Regions from separate parts of the Homo sapiens genome. Here region 1 is linked to region 2. A link is an interaction called in ENCODE POLR2A ChIA-PET data of the cell type or tissue named here. Cell type or tissue: GM12878. All regions are shown on one strand. Region 1 overlaps MITD1 (microtubule interacting and trafficking domain containing 1). Region 2 overlaps C2orf92 (chromosome 2 open reading frame 92).

Region 1 (8,000 bases), 1.5 Mb before region 2:
AGAAGTACTTGGACCAAGAAAAAGAAGGTAAAGAGGTTGTTTTAGAAAATGCATCCATAAACAACTGTGACTGTCCATTCACCCAATGTTTCTGGCTCCTGCCCTTTGGAGCTCTGTGTGGTCTGGACCAGTTGTCCCTGGGAGCTTACAGGATTTAATCTGTATTTCCACTCCCATACAGGAGTTGTTCTTAATTTTTTGTTTGTTTGTTTGTTTTGGCTTTTGTTTTTAGTTGGGGGTGGGAATATCAGACACCCCTTTGAACATCTCATGAAAGCTATACTTACTGGAGAATGTTCCATGCCATTTTTAAGGGGTTCACAAATCCCTATGAAGCTTATGTGTGGACCCTATGTTAAGAAATACTACAGGGAATACTGAATGTAAATTGTGTATTTTATTTATATTTCCCTTTATGAAATGACCAAAATCATGAAAGAAGCTAAAGAAACTCCTGGGATTTCTCTCAGATTTTGTTGTGAATCAAAACACCTCAGGAGTTAAGCATTCCTAATGATTAGAGGTCAGGTAGGTATTGTTCCCTATTATTAGTTCCCTACTCCTAAGCATCCAGTTTACAAATGTCTGTAAATGGCCATTTCCACCCTTACCTGAGTGCATACTTGCTGCTTTCTATAGCCAAAGGTACTGCTGCCCTCAAAAGCCAGTGCCCCCAGGCCCCAGCTTTTCTTCCTCTCTATACTTTCTACACCCCTTTCCCCATCTCTTCCTACTATCCTGTATCAGTACATACCCTGGGGACCCCCCACTGAGCTCCTTTGTTCAGTGGGAATAAAGTTATGTTTCCTTAGCCCCGATTTGAAATTTAGAATGAAATTTTACTCCAAAACATTGATGAAATATAGTACCTCCAGCATTGTGGTTTTGAGTACATGGAATTAAATTAACCTCTATACGGCTATCTTGGCTTAAAAAATAAGGCATAGTTGCCAATGTTATCTATGTGGAAATATTTGGAACAGAATCCAAACTACTGATTTTTAAACAAAGTGTAAAGTATAATTTAGGGGCTACCATTAGGGTTTTTTTTTTTTTTTTTAGACGGAGTCTCGCTGTGTCGCCCAGGCTGGAGTGCAGTGGCGCGATCTCTGCTTACTGCAACCTCTGCCTGCTGGGTTCAAGCAATTCTTCTGTCCCAGCCTCCCGAGTAGCTGGGACTACAGGCACCCGCCGCCAAGCCTGGCTCATTTTTGTATTTTTAGTAGAGTTGAGGTTTTGCCATATTGGTCAGGCTGGTCTCTAACTCCTGACCTCAGGTGATCCTCCCGCCTCAGCCTCCCAAAGTGCTGGGATTACAAGTGTGAGCCACCATGCCCAGCCAGGGGTCATATTTTTTTAAAACCTTAAAGGTTTCTGATAACTTTTTCAATATTCATTTTGAATGAACAAAAGCAATAGATCTATCCTCTTGATCCTGTGACATCCCAGTCTTTAGCTTATTAAGAAGTACTATAAATTTCTGTTTAAAACTGTACACGTGCCAAGAAAGACTTTGAAGCTTCATATTATACTGCATTAATTTTTTTTTTTTTTTTTAAGGCAGAGTCTTGCTCTGTTGCCCAGGCTGGAGTGCGGTGGCATGATCTCAGCTCACTGCAACATCCACCTGGGTTCAAGTGATTCTCCTGCCTCAGCCCCCCAGGTAGTTGGGACTACAGGCACCTGACATCATGCCTGGCTACTTTTTATATTTTTAGTAGAGCTGGGGTTTCACCATGTTGGCCAGGCTGGTCTCGAACTCCTGACCTCAAATGATCTACCTACCTTGGCCTCCCAAAATGCTGGGATTACAGGCGTGAGCTACCGCGCTCTGCCCTGCATTCATGTTTAATACTCACTTTAGTTATTAGATTGCAAGACATAAAAAGACAAGTCTGAAGAGGAGGACCAGATAGCCACTGAGTTTCAGTATGTGGTGCTACCCATGGCGACAGGGAGTTATTGGATACCTTTATATATACACTACTCCCTTCAACAAACTGCCTGGTCTATAGGATCTTGCTCAAGGACCTGTTCCAGGAAACCTCTAGATTTTCCCCCTTGCCTAGCCTCTGTGAAGGCAGAAATCACTAATGGAGTGGTTTGCCTTAAATACCTTTGTACGTGTAACATCCTGCAATGTATATGATATTTAGTAGGCATTCAATAAGTATTTGCTGAATAAGTTAAAAAAATTAATATGTATCTGATGCTGATTAATCACTCTATATAAAATATAAAATGTGTAAAAAAAAAATGGTCACTGGTTTTACTGTTGAAGCCTGTGTTTTATAGATGGAAAATATCACAAGCAAATTAAAATAGAAGAGAATGCAACAGGTTTCAGTTATGAGTCACTTTTTCGCGAATACCTTAATGAGACAGTTACAGAAGTTTGGATAGAAGATCCTTATATTAGACATACTCATCAGGTATGTGAACATACTAAAATATAATGAAATATCATATTCAATGTACTAAATTAGTAATAATCCATTCTAATGTCTTTTAGCTGTATAACTTTCTTCGATTTTGTGAGATGCTTATTAAGAGACCATGTAAAGTAAAAACTATTCACCTTCTCACCTCTCTGGATGAAGTAGGTACCTGAAAGCACTTACTCTTTCTTATTAACTTTATTCAGTTACAAGATGTAGTCCAGTCAAGGAGAACACAGATGCAGTGCTTCAGCTAGATTTGTTTCCTTGGGAATTAACTTATTATCTAACAGTATGCATAACATGTCATAAAAAAAGTTATTGATTTTAGGATGCTGATTTTGTATTTGGCCACTTTGCTAAATGCACTTATTCAAATAGTTTGTTAGTTTAGTCTCTTGGATATTCTAGGAGGCAATCACACTGTCTGCACTATGAACAATTTTGTTTCTTTACCAATTATTATATCTGGGGGATGGTAGCATGATATGATATGGTAGTGGGCATCTCTATCTTGGTTTTGACTTAAAATAAGAATGCTTCTAAATAATTATGATTTCTACGATTGATTTCAAAAGCAGTCAGCTCCACCTGGATGATTAAAACTATTCTAAACTACATTTAAGGAGACAGGATGGAGTTATGTTCACATTAGAAAAAAAGATGATTTTGATAAAAATAATTGCTCTTTAAACTACCTCACATTGGTTGTTTTTTTGAGATAATAGACATTGAAACTAGTATAGAACATTTCCATCTTAATCCACCTGTGATATAGATTGTATAGCTTAGGGATAATTTAAGATAGTAATAATAACTGCGGCAGATAATCGTATTTTTGCTATTAACAGGGCATTGAGCAAGTGCAGCAAAGTAGAGGCCTGCAAGAAATAGAAGAGTCACTCAGGAGTCACGGAGTGCTGTTGGAAGTTCAATACTCTTCTTCAATACATGACCGAGAAATTAGGTTAGTCTACAATAATGTTTTAATTTTTATGCAGTTGATATATACTTAAAATTTTTGTAAATGTTTTATATAATTGCCTATAAATATTTAATAATTTATAAATATTTAAAATTCAAATAAAACTCCATTTAGTACTTTTTCACTTTTGAGAAGAAAAAAAACACTTGGCTTTCTTTTTGACAAAGTAAGCCAAGTGTTTTGTGTGTGAGTTTAATATTTCCTAATGGAATAGTATTTACATGTTCTGTGTCATATAGAAAAAGAGAACACTTTTCTGTCTACTCAACTGTATATATAGTGTTATGATATTAGGATAATTTATTTTCTAGTGAACTTAATATTTACTTAATGTGGCTTTACTTCTTAGGGGTTATTAAATATTCTAGTAGGCATGACAATTTGCTGAGTCTATAAGAAAACAGAATATGCAGTTATTTTAGTGATATCTTCCTTTTGTTTAGCACAGTGGTTATGTTTATAGCAAGGGCACTCAGTTTTAATAAAAACTTAATCACAAACTAAATATGCAAAACAGATGAAAATGCAGCTGCTGTAGTTAAAGCAGAGGTCAGGGTCCAGGGCTCCTCCTGCACATTCCCCATCTCTAGGTAGGGGAACTCTTGAAACACCACCAGTTTCCCTGAATACACTTTGCCACCACTTGTTAGCAGAACACGAAAAAGTTTTATCAACAAGCTGAAATTCAAGATTAAACTATCAGATAATTAAATCAACTGATTGTTTCTATGACTGTTTTCATTGTGGACACAGCTCATAATGAACCCCAGGTTTGATTCAACTCATGCCACTGGAGGAAGTGGTTTGCTTTGTTAGGGGGAAATTTTGCTGACACTTAATACACTACAGCTTTATTAATAGTCTGACTTAAATGTCTTGAATATAATACTATATACTAATTTCAACAGGTTCAACAATGGATGGATGATTAAGATTGGAAGGGGACTTGATTATTTTAAGAAACCACAGGTAGGATATAATCTTATGAGTAAATGTGTAGCACTGTTTTTGTATCATTTTTAATGATACTCTTTTCTTCTCTTCTTAGAGTCGTTTTTCCCTTGGATATTGTGATTTTGATTTAAGACCATGTCATGAAACAACAGTAGACATTTTTCATAAGAAGCATACAAAAAATATATGATGGGTGGTAGCCTAATTTGTATTATGTCTACTTTAAGTGAATATTGGATTTTTTTTAAAAGATCACTTTTATAATGTATGAATTTAACAATAAACTTTTATATTTCTACTAATTTATGGATCCATCATTCAGTTGTGGGAACAATCCTAAATATTTTTGTAAATATATTACTCAGCAGATTTACAATGTTTCTTTCAAGTAATACAGCTAATTTAAACATTTTACCAGCTTCTCTGTTACTTGGCTGCGGGAGCATGTCAACAAATAATAAGCATCTATTAGGAAGATGAATTAGATCTTAATTTTGCCTGTGGGAGTTTTAAGTCCAGGAGGGAAAGACACCATGGATTAGAGTGCTTTTAAAGAGACAGATGGAGCTTGGGCAACCTGTATCAGAAAAAAAAAAAAAAAAAAAAAAAAAAAAAAAATTAGCCGGGCATGGTGGCATGTGCCTATAGTCCTAGCTACTTGGGAGGCTGAGGTGGAAGGATCACTTGAGCCTAGGAGGTTGAGGCTGCAGTGAGCTGAGACTGCACCACTGCACTCTAGCCTGGGTGACAGAGCCAGACCCTGTCTCAAAAGAAAAAAAAGAGACAGATGGGCTTGGGGTCTAATAAACAGGAAAGTAAAATGTTAATTTTGTTACAATTAAGAGAATTGTCTTTGGTAAACATTTACCATCATGCAGTTGTGCAGTATTACCTAACTCCATGAAGGCAAATCAACCCATTCAGTTATCCAAATGCATTTTGCAGCTCATTCACTTTGGCTGGCACATTTGTAAAGCCTTGCAGCTTAGAATCAACTGTTCTGGGTAAGCTTTTCATCCAGATGCCAGTTGTGTGGTTGGAGACAGAATAGATTCCATGGAGACAGGCTGAAGAGGGGTTGTATGCTAGAGGTAGTGGGCGGTCCACAGCTCAAAGAACATGCTGGCTGGGCACAGTGGCTCACGCCTGTAATCCCAGCACTTTGGGAGGCAAAGGCAGGCGGATCACCTGAGGTCAGGAGTTTGAGACCAGCGTGGCCAACATGGAGAAACCCCGTCTTTATTAAAAATACAAAATTAGCCAGCCGTGGTGGCGCATGCCTGTAATTCCAGCTACTTGGGAGGCTGAGGCAGGAGAATTGCTTGAACCCTGGAGGTGGAGGCTGCGGTGAGCGGAGATCATGCCATTGCACTCCAGCCTGGGCAACAAGAGTAAAACTCCATCTCAAAATAAAAAAAGAAACAAATAAAAAAACCCAGCTAAGCTAACATATGTAAGAGGAAAACTATAGTACCAGTGTTCAGTATTGGAGAGTGCACATATAAATGTCACATCTGAGGACTATTCAACAGAGTTAAAACAGTGTAGAGGACCAAAGGTAGAGACCATGGGAACAAGGTTGGACAGAGTGGTCTTGGGCAAGCCTTGGACACTGTTTTCCTTTTGTGGGACAGCTGGTAGGTACAAGATGGAGCTGGCATAAAAGGCCAGGAAGGGCTTCCAGAACAGTTCCTGATTTTTTTTTAAATCTTTTCAGGTTCAGGTGCTGATAATACTGAATCTGAAAAATTTTAGACTCAAACTAATTTACTAAGCTGTATCATATGGAAATTCAGGGTCTCAGGAAAACACTTGAACAAGTGTTGGCCTGATCCGAAGTTCCTTTCTGCAGAGTATCTTTGCTTATCTTGCCCAGTACCCGATGCCACGTGGAAATGGAGTGGCTCTTAATTAAGGTAAGAACATGTGTTAGGCCTCTTTACCTTCATGTTAAAATAACAATTCTGATTTCTAAAGCATATGAATCGTTACTATGGAGAATTAGCAATCCACAACCCTGTGCAATTAACTTTTATCCAACTTCTATAAAAATCCTGGCTAAGACATAGTGATATTTAAAGAAAAGAGTCTACAGACATGCTATCCATTCTAGATATTTGGAGTTCTATCCCCAGATCTAATTAGAGCACCAGAAGCCTACCAGGTACAGCTTAAATATATCAAGAAATGTGTTAAGAACTATATGAACAACTATAAGCTTTATGGAGGGACATAAAAGAAAATTAGGGTAACTAGAAAGACAAATTGTATTCCTGAATGGGAAGACTTAATGTCAGTTCTCTCTAACTTAATTTATAAATTAAATGACAAAAGAGAGTAACACCAGGAGACTTGCTTGACCAGCTATAAAGACATAGCTACAATAATTTTCTTAAAAATGTATGGGCATAGGCATGGGCAAATAAATCAGTGGGATAGAATAAAAGAGTCCAGAAACACATTTGAAAGAGAGAAATTGTGTATGAATGAGTATTTAATATGTAATAAAGGTGACATTTTAAGTTAGTGGAGAAAGAGCTCAACAAATGGTTGGAAAAAATAACATTAAGGCCTCTGTCTTACTCCGCATAAAGAAATTTTTCTGTAATGATGTTGACACCATACAAAGAAATCTAAACGTATTACAGAGCTAATTAATGAAAAATTTATATATATATATATATATATATATATATATATATATATTTAAAACCCCACTTAATGAACTGAGTATAACAGAAAGCCCCAGAACTCTTAAGAGCAAAAGACTTGGTCATGTAAATATACAAAACTTGAGTAAAAGGAAACATAAGCTAAGTTAAAAAAATGAGAGATCAAATTTATAAAATTAGAGTCAGTATTCCTAATATATAAGGATGATGGCCAGATTTTTAGCAGTGACCTTGATCTGACCTCCTTTAGCCTCCACAAGGACTTGGGCCTTAGAGCAATCTCTCCTGCTGTACTGCATCATTCCTATTAGTACACACATCTCGAGCCAGATGCCACCCTATTTTTTCATTCTTCATGAAAAATTTCTTCAAAGAGTGTTCTCTGTATGTTTTTTTTTTTTTTTTTCTTATTTCCTCACCACCTATTTGCTTTAACTCACTTCAGTCTGGCGACTGCCCCAGGTACTCCACTGAAATCGTTTTTGCTAAGGTCAACAGTGATCTCTGTACTACCATATTCAATGGGCACTTTTAAACTCTCGTACTATGTGACCTTTCAGAAGCATTTGACCCAGTTGGCTACTCCCTTCTTGAAACTCTTGACTTTCATGAAACACACTCTCTTCCTCCATTCTTCTTACATTTTAAATACCGAAGTTCTCCCAAGCTAGGTACTAGGTAGTAACCTCTTTTTTTTTTTTTTAATTCACACTCTTTCCCTAAGTGATTACATGGTTAAGTGTTCTTAGTAAAAAACAACAAAAACTGCTCCTACCTGATATAAGCAAAAAAGGGGTTTATTATAAGAATAGTAGGTAGTTGAGCTATAGACTGAGACACAGAGGTTTTGGAGTGAAAAATCACATCTAGAATCACTACCCAGAACTAATCAGATGACACCCCTGCTGACACTGATGCAAGGGCTGGATGCAGTAGCCTACACCACTGATA
Region 2 (8,000 bases):
AGCCAATAAATTTCAACTTATTACAAATTACCTAGGCTGTGGTATTCTGTTATAACAGCACAAAATGGACATGTAGCAGCTGCACCATCTTACCTTCCCACCAGCAATGTATGAGGGTTTCAATTTCCTTCATCCTCACCAATATCTGTTATTTTTCTTTTTAAAAAAATAGCCATTCTGGCTGGGCACGGTGGCTCACACCTGTAATCCCAGCACTTTGGGAGGCCGAGGAGGGCAGATCACCTGAGGTCAGGAGTTCGTGACCAGCCCGGCCCACATGGCAAAACCCCATCTCTACTAAAAATGCAAAAATTAGCCAGGTTTGGTGGTAGGCATCTATAATCCCAGCTACTAGGGAGGCTGAGGCAGGAGAATTGCTTGAACTTGGGAGGTGGAGGTTGCAGTGATCCGAGATTGCGCCACTGCCCTCCAGCCTGGGTGACAGAGCAAGACTTTGTCTCAAAAAAAGAAAAAAAAAGGCCAGCACAGTGGCTCACGCCTGTAATCCCAGCAATTTGGGAGGCCAAAGCGGGAAGATCATGAGTTCAGGAGATTGAGACCATCCTGGCTAACACAGTGAAACCCCGTTTCTACTAAAAATACAAAAAATTAGCCGGCCATGGTGGCAGGCGCCTGTAGTCCCAGCTACTCAGGAGGCTAAGGCAGGAGAATGGCGTGAACCTGGGAGGCAGAGTTTGCAGTGAGCCGAGATCACACCACTGCACTCCAGCCTGGGCGACAGAGCGAGACTTTGTCTCAAAAAAAAAAAAAAGAAAGAAAGAAAGAAAGAAAAAAACCAAAATAGCCATTCTAGGCCGGGCGTGGTGGCTCATGCCTGTAATCCCAACACTTTGGGAGGCCGAGGTGGATGGATCACGAGGTCAGGAGATCGAGACCATCCTGGCTAACACAGTGAAACCCTGTCTCTACTAAAAATACAAAAACTTAGCCATGCGTGGTGGCGGGCGCCTGTAGTCCCAGCTACTCGGGAGGCTGAGGCAGGAGAATGGTGTGAACCCGGGAGGCGAAGCTTGCAGTGAGCCAAGATTGTGCCACTACACTCCAGCCTGGGTGACAGAACAAGACTCTGTCTCAAAAATAAAAATAAAAATAAAAAATAAAATCCATTCTAAGAAGCGTGAATAGTGATATTTTGCATTTCCCTAATGACTAATGATGTTGAGCATCTTTTTATGTGTTTATTGGCCATTTGTATATCTTCTTTGGAAAATAGCTATTCAAGTTATTTGCCCATTTTTGGAGTGGGTTGTTTGTTTGTTTTGTTGTTAAGTTACAGGAGTTTGCTGTGTCTTCTGGATATTGATCCCTCATCAGATATGTGAATTGCAAACATTTTCTCTCATTCTGTGGGAGAAATGCCTTTGATATACAACAGTTTTTAATTTTGATGATGTCCAATGTAGCTATTTTTTCTCTTTTTGCCTGCTTTTGGTGTCAGATTTAAAACATCACGTGCCTAATTCAAGGTCATGAAGATTTTCACCTATGTTTACTTCTAAGAGACTAATAGTTTAAGCTCATTAATTTAGATCTTTGACCTACTTTGAATTTTTGTATATGGTATAAGGTAATGAGCTAGCTTCATTCTTTTGCCTGTGACCTTCCAGTTTTCCCAGGACCATTTGTCGAAGAGACTGTCATTTCCACTCTGTTGGCTTTGACATCCTTGTTGAAAATCAATTGACTGGCCGGGCACGGTGGCTCATGCCTGTAATCCCAGCACTTTGGGAGGCCGAGGTGGGCGGATCACGAGGTCAGGGGATCGAAACCATCCTGGCTACCATGGTGAAACCCCATCTCTACTAAAAATACAAAAAATTAGCCAGGCGTGGTGGCGGGCGCCTGTAGTCCCAGCTACTCGGGAGGCTGAGGCAGGAGAATGGTGTGAACCTGGGAGGCAGAGCTTGCAGTGAGCTGAGATCACACCACTGCACTCCAGCCTGGGCGACAGAGTGAGACTCCGTCTCAAAAAAAAAAAAAAAAAAAAAATTAGCTGGGCATGGTGGCGCATACCTGTAATCCCAGCTACTAGGGAGGCTGAGGCAGGAGAATGGCGTGAACCCAGGAGGCGGAGCTTGCAGTGAGCCAAGATCGCGCCACTGCACTCCTGCACTCCAGCCTGGGCGACAGAGTGAGACTCCATCTCAAAAAAAAAAGAAAAGAAAAACTGACCATAGACATATGCATTTCTTTCTGAACTTTCTATTCTATTCTACTGGTCTATGTGATTAGCCTTATACTAGTATCACACTGTTTTGATAACTGTGCTTTGTAGCAAGTTTTGAAATGAGAAAGTGAAATTCCTCCAATTGTTTTCTTTTTTTTCAGGACTATTTTTGCTGTTTGAAGCATTTGAAATTCCATACGAATCTTACGGTAGATTTTTCTTTTGCTGGGAAAAAAGCCCTTGAGATTTTGATAGGGATTATATTGAATGTGCAGATCACTTTGGGCAATTTTGACATCTTTTTTTTTTTTTTTTAATAGATACCAGGTCTTATTGTGTTGCCCAGGCTGGATCTCAAACACCTGGGCTCAAGTGATCCTCTTGCCTCAGCCTCCCAAGTGCTAAGATTACAGGTGTGAGCCATCATGCCAGGTCAATTTTGACATCTTAACAATATTAAGTTTTTCAGTCCATGAACATGAGATTCTTTGTTTCTCTATTTTCTTTTATCAGTGCTTTGTAGTTTTCAGTACTGGTATAAGTCTTTCACTTTCTCGGCTAAGTTTATCTCTAAGTATTTTATTCTTTTTGATATAATCGTAAATGGAATTAATTGTTCTCATATCTTGTTTGGATTATTAGTGTATATATCGTTAGTGTATAAAAACACAGCTGATTTTTGTGTGTTCAATTTGTACCCCACAACTTTGCTAAATGCATTTACTGGTTTTAATATGTTTGTGTGTGTGTGTGTGTGTGTGTGTGTGTGTGTGTGTGGAGTCTATATGGTTTTCAACATATAAGATCAAGTCATCTGCAACCAGAGATAATTTTATTTCTTCCTTTCTGATTTGGATGCCTCATTTCTTTTTTTTGCCTAATGACTCTGGCTATGACTTCCAGTACTGTATTGAATAGAATTGGTGAGAGCAGGCATCCTTGCCTTGTTCCTGATCTTTGAGGAAAGCTTTCAGTCTTTCAACATTGAGCACGATATCATCCATGGGTTTTTCAAACAGGCTTTTATTACGTTTTGGTAGTTTCCTTCTATCTCTAGTTTGTTGAGTGTTTTGGTTTTTTTTTTCAATCATGAAAGGGTGTTGAATTTTGTCAAATGCTATATCTGCATCAATTGAAATGATATTTTTTCTCCTTCATTATATTAATGTGGTATATTACAGTGATTGATTTTTATTATGTTCAACCATCCTTCTGTTCCAGAAATAAATCCTTCTTGGTCTGGTGTATAGTCCTTTTAATAGGCTATTGGTTTTGGTTTGCTAATGTTCTGTTGAGGATTTTTCTGTTTATATTTACAAGAGACATTTGTTTTTAGTCTTCTTGTAGTGACTTTGTCTGCCTTTGGTATCAGGGCCATACTCCATACTGGCCTCTTAGAGTAAGCCAGGAAGTGTTTCTTCCTCTTCAGCTTCTTGGAAGGGTTTGAGGACTGGTGTTAGTTCTTATTTATAGCTTTTGTAGATTTTGCCAGAGAACACATCTAATTCTAGACTTTCTTCGTTGGAAAATTTTGATTACTGATTCATTCTCCTTACTTGTTATGTGTCTATTCAGATTTTCTTATTTCTTCTGGAGTCAATTTTGGTAGTTCGTGTGCTTCCAGGAATTTTAAAATTTCATCTAGGTCATCCAATTTGTGAGCATACAAATGTTTATATTCTTCTCTCATTAAATGCTTTCTATTTCCAGAAAATTAGTAGTAATATTCCCACTCTAATTTCTGAATTCATAATGGATCCTCTTCTTTCTTCACCTATCTAGCTAGAAGTTTGTCAATTTTGTTGGTCTTTTTAAGTAACTAATTTTGGGTTTCATCAGTTCTCTTCTATTGTTTTTCTGTTATTTCACTTCTTTCCTCTGTATACTTTACTATTTCCTTCTTTCTCCTAGCTTTCAACTTAATATGCTGTTCTTTTTCTAGTTCCTTTAGGTGTACAATTAGGTTATTTATTTAAGATCCCCCCCCTTTTTTTTTTGAGACAGAGTCTTTCACTGTTGCCAGGCTGGAGTGCAGTGGCACCATCTCGGCTCACTGCAAGCTCCGCCTCCTGGGTTCATGCCATTCTCCTGCCTCAGCCTCCCAAATAGCTGGGACTACAGGCGCCCGCCACCACGCCCAGCTAATTTTTTGTACTTTTAGTAGAGACAGGGTTTCACCGTGTTAGCCAGGATGGTCTCGATCTCCTGACCTCGTGATCCGCCCGCCTAGGCCTCCCAAAGTGCTGGGATTACAGGCGTGAGAAGATCCTCTTTTTTAATGAATGCATTTATATCTATAAATCTCCCTCTTGGCATTGCTTTCACTGCATCCCAAGTTTTGGCATGTTGTGTTTAATTTGCACTTATCTCAAGGCAGTTTCTAAATTCCCTTGTGATTTCTTCTTTGACCCATTGATTATTTAAGAGTGTGTTGCTTAATCTCCATGTGTGTAAATATTCCAGATTTCCCTCTGTTGTAGATTTCTAGTTTCATTCCATTGTGATCTGAAAAGATACTTTGTATTATTTCAGTCTTTTTCAATTAATGAAGATTTGTGTCCTAACATATGGGCTATCCTGGCAAATATTCCATATGCTCTTGAGAAGAATACATATTCTTCTGTTGCTGGGTGGATTGTTCTGGATATGTCTGCTAGGTCTAATTGGTTTAGAGTGCTGTTCAAGTCTATTCCTTTACTTACTGTTCCTCTGTACAATTCTTTTTTTTTTTTTTTTTTTTTTTTTTTGAGATGGAGTCTCGCTCTGTCTCCTGTGCTGGAGTGCAGTGGCGCCATCTCGGCTCACTGCAACCTCTGCCTCCCTGGTTCAAGTTATTCTCCTGCCTCAACCTCCCAAGTAGCTGGGACTATAGGCGCATGCCACCATGCCCAGCTAATTTTTGGGGTTTTTTGGTTTTTGTTTTTTTTTGAGACGGAGTCTCGCTCTGTCTCCCAGGCTGGAGTGCAGTGGCGCAATCTCGGCCCACTGCAAGCTCCACCTCCCGGGTTCATGCCATTCTCCTGCCTCAGCCTCCTGAGTAGCTGGGACTACAGGTGCCCACCACCACGCCTGGCTAATTTTTTGTATTTTTAGTAGAGATGGGGTTTCACCGTGTTAGCCAGGATGGTCTCGATCTCCTGACCTCATGATCCGCCCGCCTCGGCCTCCTAAAGTGCTGGGACTACAGGCGTGAGCCACCGCCCCTGGCCTCTTCTGTCTAGTTCTATTCATTATTGAGAGGAGGATACTGAAGTCTCCAACTATCCTTGTCTCTCATAAACCATGTGGTTTAACATCTATTTTGTCTGAAAATAATACAGCCACCTCAGCTCTCTTTTGGCTATTATTTGCATGAAATACATTTTCCATTCTTTTACTTTCAACCTCCTTGTATTCCCTAAGTGAATCTCTTGGAGACAGTAGATACATGGACAGGTTTTTAAATCCAATTTGCAAATCTCTGCCTTTTATTAAGAGTTTAATCCATTTAAATTTAATGTGATTACTGATTAAAAAGTATTTAATCTGCCATTTTGCTCTTTTGTTTTTGTTTTTGAGATGGAGTCTCACTCTGTCGCCCAGGCTGAAATGCAGTGGCATGATCTCGGCTCACTGCAACCTCTGCCTCCCATGTTCAAGTGATTCTCCTGCCTCAGCCTCCCAAATAGCTGGGATTACAGGCATGCACCATCACGCTCAGCTAATTTTTGTGTTTTAGTAAAGACGGGGTTTCACCATGTTGGCCAGGCTGGTCTTGAACTCCTGAGCTTAAGTGATCTGCCCACCTTGGCTTCCCAAAGTACTGGGCTTACAGGCGTGAGCCACCAGGCTCAGCCATTTTGCTATTTGTTGTGTATATGTGTGTTGTGTTTTTGGTCATTTAGGGGTTTGTGTTTTGTGTGTGTTTTCTTTTGCTCGTCATTCCCCCATTACTGCTTTTTTTAAAAGTTGGTTCTTTATAATGTTCCATTCAACTCTTTATTTCTTTTTCTTTTTTTTCTTTTTTTTTTTTTTTTGAGATAGAGTTTCACTCTTGTTGCCCAGGCTGGAGTGCAATGGCGTGATCTTGGCTCACGGCAACCTCCGCCTCCTGGGTTCAAGCAATTCTCCTGCCTCAGGCTCCCGAGTAGCTGGGATTACAGGCACCTGCTGCCCGGCTAATTTTTGTATTTTTAGTAGAGATAGGGTTTCATCATGTTGGCCAGGCTGGTTTCAAACTCCTGACCTCAGGTGATCCCCCCACCTCAGCCTCCCAAATGGCTGGGATTACAGGCATAAGCCACCCTGCCTGGCTTCGACTCTTTCTTTTACTCTTTTGTTCCATATTTTTTTAGTTATTATTTACTGGTTACCTTGGAAACACCTAAACTAGTTAAAATTTGTTTAAACTTAAACACCTAGTATCTTAAATTTTTAACAACTTAGCTTGAATAGTATCAACTTAGTTTCAATAGTATACAAACACTCTGCACACATATATCTCTATTCCCTTCCCTTTATATTGTTGTTATTACAGAGTCTATCTTTATACACTGTATGACCATTAACAGATGTGTAATTATTATTTCATGCATTCACCTTTTAAATCATATTTTTAAAAGGCAGAAGTTATAGATGAAACCTAAAGTACAATAAGACTTTTAGAGCTAGTAGTTACCTTTACCAGCATTTTTTTTTTTCTTATGTCAAGTGACTGTTAAATGTCCCTTCATCTCAGCCTGAAGGGCTCTCTTTGCCATTTCTCATAAGGCGGGTCTCTCAGCTTTTGTTTACCTGAAAATGTTCTGTTTCTCTTTTATTCTGGAAAGATAATTTTGTCAGATAGAGAATTCTTGCTTGACAGTATTTTCCTTTTTACTTTTTTTTTTTTTTTCCAAGAAAGGATCTCACTCCCATCACCCAGGCTGGAATGCAGTGGGGCAATCTCAGCTCACTGCAGCCTGGACTTCCCAGGCTCAGGTGATCCTCCCACCTCAGTGTGCTGAATAGCTGGGACTACAGGTGTGCACCATCACACCCAACTAATTTTTTTTTTTTTTTTTTTTTAGTAGAAACAGGGTTTTGCCGTATTGCCCAGGCTGGTCTCGAATTCCTGGGCTCAAGTGATCTGCCCACGTCAGCCTCCCAAAGTGCTGGGATTACAGGAATGAGCCACCATGCCCTGCTGATTACATTATTTTTCTTTCAGAACTTTGAATGTGCCATCCTACTGCCTCCTACCCTCTGTGGTTGTTGCGGAGAAATGAGTGGTGAATTTTATTGAGGGTTCCTTTTATGCTGAGTCACTTATCTGTTACTGCTTTCAAGATTCTCTTTGTGTCTGGATTTTGACAATTTGCTAATAATGTGTTTCACTGTGAATCTCTGAGTATTCTGCTTGGAGTTCATTGAGTAACTTGAATGTGCACATTCATGTCTTTCAACATATTCAGGAAGTTTGGGGCTATTCTTCATTCAAACATTGTCTTCATATCTCTCTGTCTTTCCCTTCTGAGACTCCCATAATGTATATTTTAGTATGCTTGATGGTGCCCCACAAGTCCCACATGTTCAATTCATTTTCTTTTTTTTTTTTCTTTCTGCTTCTCAGGCTGGATACTTTCAATGTCTTATCTTCAAGTGTGCTGATCCTTTCTTTTTTTTTTTATTTTTTTGAGGCAGAGTCTTGCTCTGTTGCCCAGGCTGGAGTGCAATGGCGCGATCTCGGCTCACTGCAAGCTCTGCCTCCTGGGTTCATGCCATTCTCCTGCCTCAGCCTCCCGAGTAGGTGGGACTACAGGCACCCACCACCACGCCCTGCTAATTTTTTGTA

What was found. ChIA-PET counts read pairs that join two places held together with the same protein. Peaks named below come from ENCODE experiments on the same cell type or tissue, not always from the same donor. Only the 100,000 strongest peaks of a DNase experiment are listed, where the experiment ranks them.
Region 1: POLR2A ChIA-PET joins it to region 2 with 6 read pairs; 2 of 35 experiments call an interaction of 5 or more read pairs at or near these places.

What each region holds. Positions count from the first base shown.
Region 1 is chr2:99,165,942-99,173,941 of GRCh38, reverse strand. It overlaps MITD1 (microtubule interacting and trafficking domain containing 1), which reads left to right. Exons shown (of 7, transcript NM_138798.3): 2 at 1-27; 3 at 2,296-2,432; 4 at 2,513-2,599; 5 at 3,290-3,405; 6 at 4,332-4,392; 7 at 4,472-4,679. The coding sequence ends at 4,567. Among named protein-coding and RNA genes, the nearest start is that of MITD1, 11 kb to the left of the region's middle. In GM12878, no CTCF peak of the experiment used is centred here; no DNase peak of the experiment used is centred here; H3K27ac peaks cover 327 bases.
Region 2 is chr2:97,678,042-97,686,041 of GRCh38, reverse strand. The region is part of intron 3 of C2orf92 (chromosome 2 open reading frame 92); the gene reads right to left. Among named protein-coding and RNA genes, the nearest start is that of C2orf92, 12 kb to the right of the region's middle. In GM12878, no CTCF peak of the experiment used is centred here; no DNase peak of the experiment used is centred here.